Regions from separate parts of the Mus musculus genome. Here region 1 is linked to region 2. A link is a loop called in an ENCODE intact Hi-C map of the cell type or tissue named here. Cell type or tissue: heart. All regions are shown on one strand. Links, peaks and the distances in the headings refer to the core of each region. The heading gives the core; the rest is flanking DNA.

What was found. Hi-C counts contacts between places; a loop is a spot of excess contacts. Peaks named below come from ENCODE experiments on the same cell type or tissue, not always from the same donor. Only the 100,000 strongest peaks of a DNase experiment are listed, where the experiment ranks them.
Region 1: it touches region 2 in a loop (2.4-fold over the local background); 1 of 42 quality-filtered maps calls a loop at or near these places.

What each region holds. Positions count from the first base shown.
Region 1 is chr8:35,880,880-35,886,262 of GRCm38, forward strand. It overlaps 5430403N17Rik (RIKEN cDNA 5430403N17 gene), which reads right to left and starts at 2,078. Exons shown (of 3, transcript NR_046181.1): 1 at 1,974-2,078. In heart, for the core only: no CTCF peak of the experiment used is centred there; DNase peaks (open chromatin) are centred at 1,072 and 2,462.
Region 2 is chr8:36,157,093-36,162,475 of GRCm38, forward strand. Gm38414 (predicted gene, 38414) reads left to right here. Exons shown (of 4, transcript NR_151736.1): 3 at 2,655-2,754; 4 at 2,839-3,942. Among named protein-coding and RNA genes, the nearest start is that of Gm38414, 3.8 kb to the left of the region's middle. In heart, for the core only: no CTCF peak of the experiment used is centred there; a DNase peak (open chromatin) is centred at 2,219; H3K27ac peaks cover 1,810 bases.

The sequences.
Region 1 (5,383 bases), core at 164-5,163, 280 kb before region 2:
GTGGCTCAGAAGAGTGGGATTTCTCGCTTTGGGAAGAGGACTGTCATAGTTACTGCCCTATTGCTGTGAAGAGACACCATGACGAAGGCAACTCTTAGAAAAGGAATCATTCAATTAGGGACTAGCTTACAGTTTCAGAGGTGTAGTCCTGTTATCATCATGGCAGCACACATGATGCTGGAGTAGTAGGCTGAGTGCTACATCCTGATCCATAGGCAGAGAGAGAGAGAGAGAGAGAGAGAGAGAGAGAGAGAGAGAGAGAGAACCACACCTTCTAATTCTCAAATAATACCACTGGTGATAACAGTACAAATACATGAGCTTATATTGGGGGGGGGGTGCTATTCTCATTCAAAGTACCAGAAAGACTGTGGAGAAGTCCCCTCCATGTTGCACATATTTTATTATTTGAAGACAGAACCCATTGGGGCTCTGTTATAGAGCTCTGTAACCTTCATCTTTCCTTTCTGGAGATGGTACCCTTTTTGAGAAAGCAAATATGAAGGGCTAAGACAGAAGGATATGAGGAAAGGGAGTTAGGGAACCTCAAAAAAGTGTAGATACTAAGCCCTTGATCCTTGCATTCATCAACCAAATCAACCAAATCAAAATTCCTGAGTGGATGGAGTCCTTGCCTAGCATGTGTGTGGTTCCAGGGTTTATTTCTCATTGCCCAAACTATTTACAACATTTCACACCTCTCTGTATTTTTCAATACCACACTACTGTTTGCTTCCAGCTGATGGCTTTCTCGGGTCTCCTTCATATCCAGGTTCTACTTATGAGTCTGGATGGAGAAGGAAGACATTGGTTTTGTCTACATATTGTGGGGGTGGGGAGAGAGGGAAGTTTCACTTGAGTATCATTTGGGGAGGAGGTGATATCAGATGTAGTGGCATTGCCTCATGGAACTTTCTCCACCTCACTGGAACCAGCACGGTGTGAATGGCCACCCATTAAAAGCTAGAGGAGGGACTGACCCCAGAGTGGAACTGTAAGGGAATCAGACCAGCACTGCCACACCCTCTCCTATTCCCCCAGGAAGATGTGGGAGGAAAAACCTGAACACAAAGGGTTGTGTGCACATCTGGGAGTTGGAAGGATGCTGGCTAGAGGCGGGGTGGAAGGAAGGTGAGGCAGCTGTGACTCACTCTGAAAGAATGGGGGTGTTGGAGCTTATACATTGTCAAGGACTAGAAAACGAACTCAGATGACCTTAGATTTAGCTAATGGGAACATTGATTTCCTTTATGAAATTCAGCCAAATACATTTAACTTCTACTTCAACATTGCCAGCAAGTATTTTTCAGTTCTTATCGTAAAGTCCGTTTTTCTTCCCCACTGGGTCACTGTTTGATTTCATACCCTAGGACATATTTTACATACCAAAGCAGACCTGGTGTCCATGTTCTCCCAGCATCCCTCAGTCCCTACATGGCATGCCCTGCTCCCAACCCGGAACTTTTCAGCCCAGTGACTGGGCTGCCCTTCTGTCAGAGGCTCTTCCCTATGTAATCCAGACATTTTGGTCTCTCCTTTCTCTCCTTCTCTTTCTCTGAGTTTTCTCTTCCCCCTCTGCTCTCTTTCCCTTTCCATGGTGACTTTTATGGCCTCAGTCATTGGGGCCAGTGAACACACCTGACAGCAGCTTTGCAATAAACCTGTGTTTGTGTATATATATATATATACACACACACACATCTAAATCTGACTTTAATTGGCTAATTTCACCAAAGGAGAAATAGCATGTCACTCGCCTTTGGAGTTTTTTAGCTGCCCCTTTAAAAAAACTTCATCCAGTGATAATGTCTTAATTCAACAAGGTACCCAGCTGTTAATTATACTGCTCATAAACATGTCTTCCTTTCCTTTTCAGAGAAATGAAGGGAAAATGATGACCATCCTCCTTCTAGAGTCAGCCTTATAGCACAGCTGTGTGCATTCCCCCTCGGGCCACCTGCCCCCAGGCTTACCTGTCCACCCAGCATTCAGCGAAGCCCAGTGTTACCATTGTCAGCAGCAGAAAGTTGGAAGAACTAACTCAGTTAACAACACAAAGGGAAAGCAGATTCTTTGTTAGCTCTCCTGGCTGTGTTGCATCATAATTACAGTTTTATGCAGCCTCCGAATTCTTTTTATTCCCCTTAGGCGACGACGGCGTGGAAAGCAAACGTTTCTTTCTTTTTTCTTTTCTTTTTTTTTTTTTTTTAATGTTTCAGTGTTAATACGTGTACAGACCCTGTGAGCTGACAATTATTAGCAAATAAAGAATAGTTTATTATCTAACCTAGTTATTGTGGTCATATTTCATATCACAACAGGACAGTTTCACTGTCCTTCTTCCAAGGAGGCTGTAGGGGAAAAAAAAAACCCACATCTCGGTAGTTTGAGAGATGGGATGCAGTGAGCGTCCCTGGCTGCCTGCCATTTCCCTTCTCCTGCTCCCATCCACCCCCCACCCTAATGAATATTCAGCCTGCATCCTTCCACCGGGAGCCTGAATTGGATGCTTCCTGTTTTTCTTACCAAAGATTGACTGTTGTCCTGGGGGAAAGGGATTGTTTATGAGGATTTGCAGCTGGGAAGTCCTGTTTGTTTATTTATTTATTTATTTTAAAATTATGATCCTGACCCTGGAGACAACATATATTTCATAGTTTCCAGTAGTGCCTTGTGTGTTTGGACAGGTTGGTTACTGCTGTCTGCGCCTCCTTTTGTCATGGTGAGCAATTCAAAGGCAGGCAATGGCACTTATTAATTCCTTTCTTTAGGGTGCCTACCACAATGCTCAGATCAAAACAGAAGCTAAGTCAAATTTGTTAGATGAATAGGCATTCCTAAATCTTCTAGAAAGAGGCAATCTTAATCATCCAGCCATAAGGCTAAGAAAAGGGGAAGGTGAGATAATACTCGTGTGTGTGTGTGTGTGTGTGTGTGTGTGTGTGTGTGTGTGTGTGTGTCTGTGTGTCTCTGTGTGTGTGTGTGTGTCTGTGTGTGTGTGTGTCTCTGTGTGTGTGTGTGTGTCTGTGTGTGTGTGTTCTTTTCTTTCTGGCAAAGCTTTGAATACAATGGCATACTACAGGGGTTCAGTTTTTTTGTGTGTTTGTTTTCCTTTCAACAGTGGGTTTTTCCATACTTCGCCTGGTGTTTCTTACAGGTGTGCTTTGCTGCATGGTAAGTCTGTGGATAACAAGCTGCATGGTTTGTTGTGTGGTTGGCAAATTATTAGCGGATGTTAGGTACACCCTTGCTCCTTGTTACGGGGTAGCCTGGGACATTATAGAAAGTTGACAATCCAGTGATGGTTTGGTTGTTTTACAGAACTTATGGGTGAAAGCATATTTGAAGGTATGATTCCACTGAAGTCGTTTACAGGCAAGTGAGCACGGGCTATTTAAGACAGATAGCCTTTTAGTGGATGATTTAGACTTCTTCGGAGGGAAGGTCTGGAGGCCTTTCAGAGCTGAAAGATCCTGGAGTCGGCTGAGCTGTTAAGGATGGTGTTCACACTTGTCATCTGGGAGAGGAGATATAAACACTTTTTTCTTTTTTCTTTTAAGGCTTTAAATGCACATTATAAACATGAATCCTTAAACTAAATCCAGCAAATAGATACAATTAGCATTTACCAAAAACACTTTAATGGCTTCCTGCTGGCCAAGGAATGAATCCCCAGGTTGTCTCTGCCTTCAGTTCCACCCTTTCTGGAGCACCAATCTCCAGTTACAGAGAACTAATATAGGTTTTGAGCTTCCCAGGAATTCTCTTCCCTTTAGGCCTCCGTCTACAGGACTACACTGGTCCTTCCACAAACACTTCTCCGTGCCCACCATCCCTCCCAACTCTTGGCCCTCCTCTGCATACAGAAAGTGTACGGTCCTCTCCTGGCAACAGCTTCCTGATTCCTACCCCCCCCTTTGGGTGCCTTGCTGTTGCCAAGAGACCGAGAGCTCCCAGCACAAACATTTTCAGAATAACTGCAGCTTTTCTGGTTATTTTAGATATAATTTTTAAAAAGTTGAGTTCAGGGCTGTTCTTCTCGAGGTGCTCACGGGTGTCTTTCTGTTTAAATGTTTGAACTGATACAGGGTCAGAAGGAGCTGTCAAAGTTGTTTAGAAGGAGAGGCCAGAGTAAGCTTGTGCAACTTCTTGAAGTGCAGCTCAGTCTACTTTTGTTAAACCATCTTAGCCATCCAAGGAAAAAGCACACCATGCTGCCATCTTGGATTTCTTTTTCTTCTTCTGGATATTTTAACATAACTACTAGTAGCTTGACCATACCAGATTCCATTATGAGAAATTACTAGGATATTGCATGACCTTTCTGATTATACTATAAACTGTCTCTTGCATAGTATTGCTTCAGTGCTTCAGAAGGAACTGGCTTATGACAGTGTGGTTTTAATCATGTTAGATGTTTGTTATGCTTAATAATGTCTGAATCAGGAGTGCAGAAAGAGAGTAGATACAGAAGACCATGCCCTGTTAATGTGATAATAACTCTCAGGAGTTCAGTGTTCCTATTGTACATTGGGCAGTGGGGACATTGTCGGCTTCCTCATAGGGTGATTGGGAAGGGTAGAATGTAGTCACTGGTTTTTGTGTGTGTGTGTGTGGGGGGGCTGTTAACAAACATCAGACAGAAACAGGTCACAGAGAGGAAATATTTACCTTGGCTCACAGTTTCAGGGGGATTTTGTCGACTGTGGCTGTTGCCATTGATTTGGGGCCTACAGTGTGGCAGGACAATCTTAGCAGCAGGAACATGTGGAACAGAGCCCTTAAACTCACGGCAGCCAGGAAGCCCAGAAAGACAGGTTTCTAGAAGGGGCAAGAGAAAGATCTATCCACATCTTTCTCTTTGATATCTAAGAACATCACTCCAGGGCCCCACTTCCTCCAACGAGGAGTCAGCTCCTCCCTGTTATCGCCTCCCAATAATGCTGTCATTGTTAGACTCCCTTCATTGCATTGTATTGTGTGAGTGCAAAGGATTCATCTATTAGGTCCAACTAGGCCCAAGGACCTGTCTCTAGAAACATCTTCACAGACACACCCACAGCTCTATTTCTCTCATCTGGGCATTTATCTTAGTCCAGTCAAGTTGATTAATCAAGATTCACCACCACAGAGTGTGTCTGGTGTTACCTAGGCCTCAGAGTTAAAAGCTCAGCAAAGGTTAGCTATTATCTCATTGTATACACCAGAGGTGCCCTCTAGACTTCTGCACTGGTCAGATTAACCTCTACTGGGTACCTCAACAGTTATAGTGGTTACAGGACAGTAAATTAATGTCACTGCTTTCCCTTCCTATTAGCTAGAAAGGTAGATCAGGCTTCGAAGGTCCCGCCCACAGGTACTCTATGGCAGAGGTATGGCTTCT
Region 2 (5,383 bases), core at 208-5,207:
AATGCTCAAGGAGGGCATTCAGATTCAACCCAGAACAAATATGTTAGGACGGCTCTGACGGTCAAATGGTTACAGATGATAACTGATAAACAAATGATTCCCCACAAGCCATACCAGGTTTGCAGTGGACAGAGTGCCTTCGTGTGCTTTGTGTCCCTCAATCCCCCTTGGTCTGACAGCATCCCTACATGGTAGCGGGACAATGAGCCCCAGAGGAATTGAATTGCCAGAGAGTCCCATGGTAAGTGGTGAGGCTCAGCCAGAGATGAGGTCTTCCATAATCAGATCCAGCATCATCGTTGTTTCTGACAAGACAGCACACTCCTCAGGACCCACAGACCCCTGTCCTCATGCTAAAGTTGCTCCTTGTTTTTCTCGTCTTGGGCAGCTTCCACTGCAAGGATGACACTGTGACCCTAGCATTTAGGGAGTTAAGGCAGGAGGCTTGCTATGAGTTCAAAGCCAGTCTAGACTGAAGAGAAGACCCTATCTCAAAATAACAACCGAACATTAAGCTCAGATGAGATTTTATATTTTGTTAGGCATGTCGTGCCAACACCTATCTTTCTGAAGCAAACGGCACTGAGATGAACAAGAGAGATGACAGCATACCCAGGAAAGCTTCTTTCTGAAAGGAGAAAGTCCTGTTATACAGCCCAGGCTGGCCTTGAACTCATGATCTCCTGACTCAGCTCCTAAGCTGTTATGGAAAATATTAAATATTTTTACTATTTTTATTGTTAATATTTTATATTTTATTTTTAATATTTTATATTTTAAAATATTTTTTAATATTTCCTGTAACACTAAGCAATGAGAACATAGAAGTGCTGCACCATGCCCAGTTCACACGCTACTTTTATTAGAACCATTTTCGTTTTGTTTTGTTTTGTTTTGTTTTGTTTTGTTTTGTTTTGTTTTTCTAATGATTCTACTAACTTCACGGATGACCTTCCCTCTGGTACCTTGAAGAAACAAAGTTCTCTCTTGGACCGACTCCTCCACCGGAGCCCCTGTTCTGCCACTGTACCTTCTTCCTGTTCTGAGACCCTGTATAGCCTTGTGGGCTGGGTGAGATAGCTCAGCCCTGCCAGCCCCTGTATCAGTCTCTGCTTCTATATTTCCTTACACCCTTGGCAGCAAGCCTGAATTCAAACTGCCTCGATGCCACAGTCAGCTTCCTGAGCATCTCTGCTCTGCCCTCCCCCCCCCCCCCAGGCTTCTCTGTGTTCGACTCCAAGTAGGATGGGAGACCACGTGGTTTCTTTGCCCGGCATGTACGATATGCACAATTTTGCTGCCCACCAAACAGGCTATCTGAACAAAGAGGGGGGGGGGGAGAGAGAGAGAGAGAGAGAGAGAGAGAGAGAGAGATATCCTTGTGCTGTCTAAGCTGTCTGCTTTGTGATCTACACCATGAGATTTTTTTCCGCTGGAAATCTTAGTGTTATTACTATGCTGAACTTGCTGGATGCTCCTGGCTATGCTCAGACTGTCCCAACTCTCCTAAATATAACCATCCTGGTGCCACTAAACCTGGGTGAGTTCAGAATGCAGAACTTTACGCTGAGAGACATGCTGGACCAGACAGAGACAAAACCTTTAAATATTGTCATTTTAAAGGAATATTGTCATTTTAAATGACCGTTCCCAGTTCAAGAAAACAAAACCCATGTATGAGTTTCCCCAGATTTGGATTTGCATTAAAAGACACACTTTTATTTCTCGGCAGTGACTTGTGCTTTCTTTCAGAGCCCCTCACTGTTCGTTTTTACAAAAGGAATTTGGTTTTCTCTGGCTTCCTGGGACTCCCCGTGCCCTTAAACTGCAGTCGGCAGCGGAGTTCAGACTAACTGCTTTCGTTCCCATTTCTGGTCTTCAGGCCTGTCTGTCACAACGAGCTAAACCCAAACAAACCATTCCAGGGGCCCCCATAAAGCCACGTGAGAGCTATGACAGGAAGAGAGTGGTTTCAGAAACTACTTTGAAGGGACCAGAGTAATCTCTTTAGCCCAGAGCCCTGAAGATCCTGTTGCCAGAAGTACGGATATGATAGCTCAATTCCCCCGCACTCAAGCTTCTTCCTCCTCCTCCTCTTGCTTCCAAATAAATAGCTCTCTGGGGCAGTGATGTCTACATCAAAAGCCACTTGTCACTCAGTGGCCTTCCCAGATGGGAAAGTGTTTGTTTTGGCTGAGAATGACAATTTTCTCTGCATCCGGAGGTGGACTCTCTCGCAGGCCTAAGCAGGGTAAGGTTGCAGCTGCCAGTTCTTCCCAGCTGCCATCCCCCAGAAAGGTCAGAGGAAGTAAAGACAATGAAGGCCGGCTTCCCCAGAGCATGCGTGCATAGGCACAAACGCACGAACCTAGAACTGGAGACTCCCAAAACGGAGCAGAACCTGCTGGCTGAGAAGGCCTTTAATCTCATCTCTGGAGTCTAGTTAGCAACATCAGTGCTTGGCAAACTCTGAGATCTTGATAGAGGGTGAGTACACACATGGAGATCAGAGGACAATTTGTGGAGAGCCCTTGCTTGCCCATTTTGTTGCGGCAAGGTCTTGTTTCTGACACAGAGCAGGGTAGTACCCGACTAGCTGGTAGTTCACACGCTTCTAGATGATTCTCTTGTCTGCACCTCCCTTCTTGTTATAGGAGGAATGGGATAATGGATACCTGCCTCTACAATCAAGCTTTTAGGTCAGTTCTAGGAATTGAACTACAAACAACAGTAACAACAGACACCACTCGTGAGGTAAAATATCCAAATCTTAACTGTTTAACCACTTCGTGCATCCAGAAGACTCCTAAGGAAATGTATTTTCATTCATGTTTGTAGAACATGCCAACCCTGGAGGTCGTCATGTCTTGCCTGGAGATCGTCTTGCCAGTCACGCATCACAATGAGATGACTGTCTGATGTTCTCTGAGGCCTTAGCAGTTGTGGCTATTTTGGTTGATAAAGACTGTGGCTTTGTTTAGTTATTAAGAGCTGTAATAATCTTGGCAAGTTTTCTGAAATCCCTTTTGACACCCCTCAGACACTTTCAGTGGGGTACCACATGACCTCAGTATTCTTAGTGCAAAATACATTTGCCCATCCCACAGTTTATGGGTATCTGGATTTGGCAAAATGATTATGATTTCTATGCATTTATGTGACATATTTTCTTTTATTATTATCTTTAATTGAAAATTCCTACCATGTAATCTGATTATGGTTTTCCCTCCCCCATCTCCCGAACCATCTGACTCTCCCCCATCTCTCTCTCCCTCCCTTTGTTTTTCTCTAGAAAACAAACCAGAATAAGGACAGACAGACAGAAATATGGAAGGAAAGAAAAACATTGACAGAACACAAGAAACACACACATACAAACAAAATCCACAAAAACACGGAATCAGAAGATATAATATGCAAGAAAAAGACAACTAAGATAAAAGGTGCCCTAACAAAGCAATATGGAACGAACAAACAAACAAACAACAAATAAAAAATCAAGTTTTGTGTTTGTGTGTTCGCCATCTACTCCTGAGCATGGGGTGGGGGTGCCCTTAAATGTGCCTTATATATCTAGTGAGACTCCATTGAAGAAAATGAATTGTTATCGATCACTTCTGGGTTAGATCCATTTCCCTTCTCACTATTGGACTCTGTCTAGCTTGAAGCTGTGCAGACCCTATGCATGCCTCCATGCATTATTCTGTGTGTCCATGGCTTTTTCCTTTCAACTATCAGGTGACAGTCCATTGTATGAATGCAGCATAGTTTCCAGTGTTCATTCACTTTTTCTTTTTTAAGCTGGTAGACAAAAACAAATTGTGCCCATTACTTGGGTACCGTGAGTTATCTGATACATGTGCATATTGTGCTGGGATCAAATGACATTAAGGAAATGTATCTCATTAAACAGCCATTACTTCCTTATGGAGAAAGCATTTGAAATATTTTCTTGCAGCTTTTTGTTTTTTCCCTTTTGGAATAGTACATTGTATGTAACCTATCATCGATAGCAACAGTTACAGTCCTCATCATCTTTTGATGAACTCTGTGGCTTCCAGTTTAATGTTTCAATAGGTAAGATGGCCGGGAGCACTCACAGGGAGCACTCACACACACACACAAAGTTTAGTTAGATGTATGCCTTCTTTTCTCCTGGTAAACACATAACAGTAGATAGAATAGGCTTCCAGAGTGGGTGTTAACTGAGCTTTTTAGGGCTTGTGATCGTTTGTATATGCTTGGCCCAGGGAGTGGCACAATTAGAAGGTGTGGCCCTGTTGGAGTAGGTGTGTCACTGTGGGTGTGGGCTTTAAAACCCTCATTCTAGCTGCCTAGAAGCCAGTATTCTGCTCGCAGCCTTCAGATGAAGATGTAGAACTCTCAGCTCCTCTTGTACCATGCCTGCCTGGATGCTGCCATGTTCCCACCTTAATAATAACAGACTGGACCTCTGAACCTGTAACCCAGCACCAATTAAATGTTGTCCTTATAAGAGTTGCCTTGGTCATGGTGTCTGTTCACAGCAATAAAACCCTAGCTAAGACAGGGCTTTATAAAATACTGCATACTTGCATGCAGCATGTTAAAGTTGTTTTATTTTGTTTTGTTTTTTATTTTAACTTTATAAACCTTTATCTGTATTGGGTGTGTGGGTGAAAGGGGCCAATTTCTGGTGATCTATATAAGAAACAGTCATAGAAATGATACAAGCGTTTTCACTTTCCTGTTCCATATCACAAATCATTTTTGGTTTGGTTTGGTTTTTTCACAAATAACAGGTAAACTAATTTACCTTCCTAACCAAAGTTTTGTCTTACTGGTCTTCACACCTCCAAATTCTTTGTTCTTATTATCATTGGCCTCTGTTGTGACCCCCAGCTCTTCCATGAATGTCTTCGGGTAATAGGGAAAGAGGAAGCCAGGGAGGTAGTGAGCCAAGAACCTCAGACTGGGATGACAATAGGAAGGGGCTGTCAAAAGCACCCAGGGCCAATTTCCAGACTTTGATCAGTGTTTCTGCCTAAGCATGGCTTACTTACAACTACTTATGACCGGATCAAAAGATAGTTTTCTATCTCACAGATCACTTACTGTAATCATGGGAATATGCCTGGCTTTCATAATCATTCTGCTTAAAAAAAATCAGTCTGGAAGTTACATTGGAAAGTAATTGCTTATATATTTTCCAGTTTCACAGCCCTCTTAAGACTCTTTTAGAGGTACAGCTTCTGTCTTCCTAGCAGTGACACTCTCCTGTCATAAAAGGTGAAGGACTTTATCATGAATACAACTCCAGGGGCCCCAGGAGAGGAACACCCACTGTCCGCAAATGGTATCTGAGTTTGGTTCTTAGCATGCACATAGTGGCTCACAGCCATCT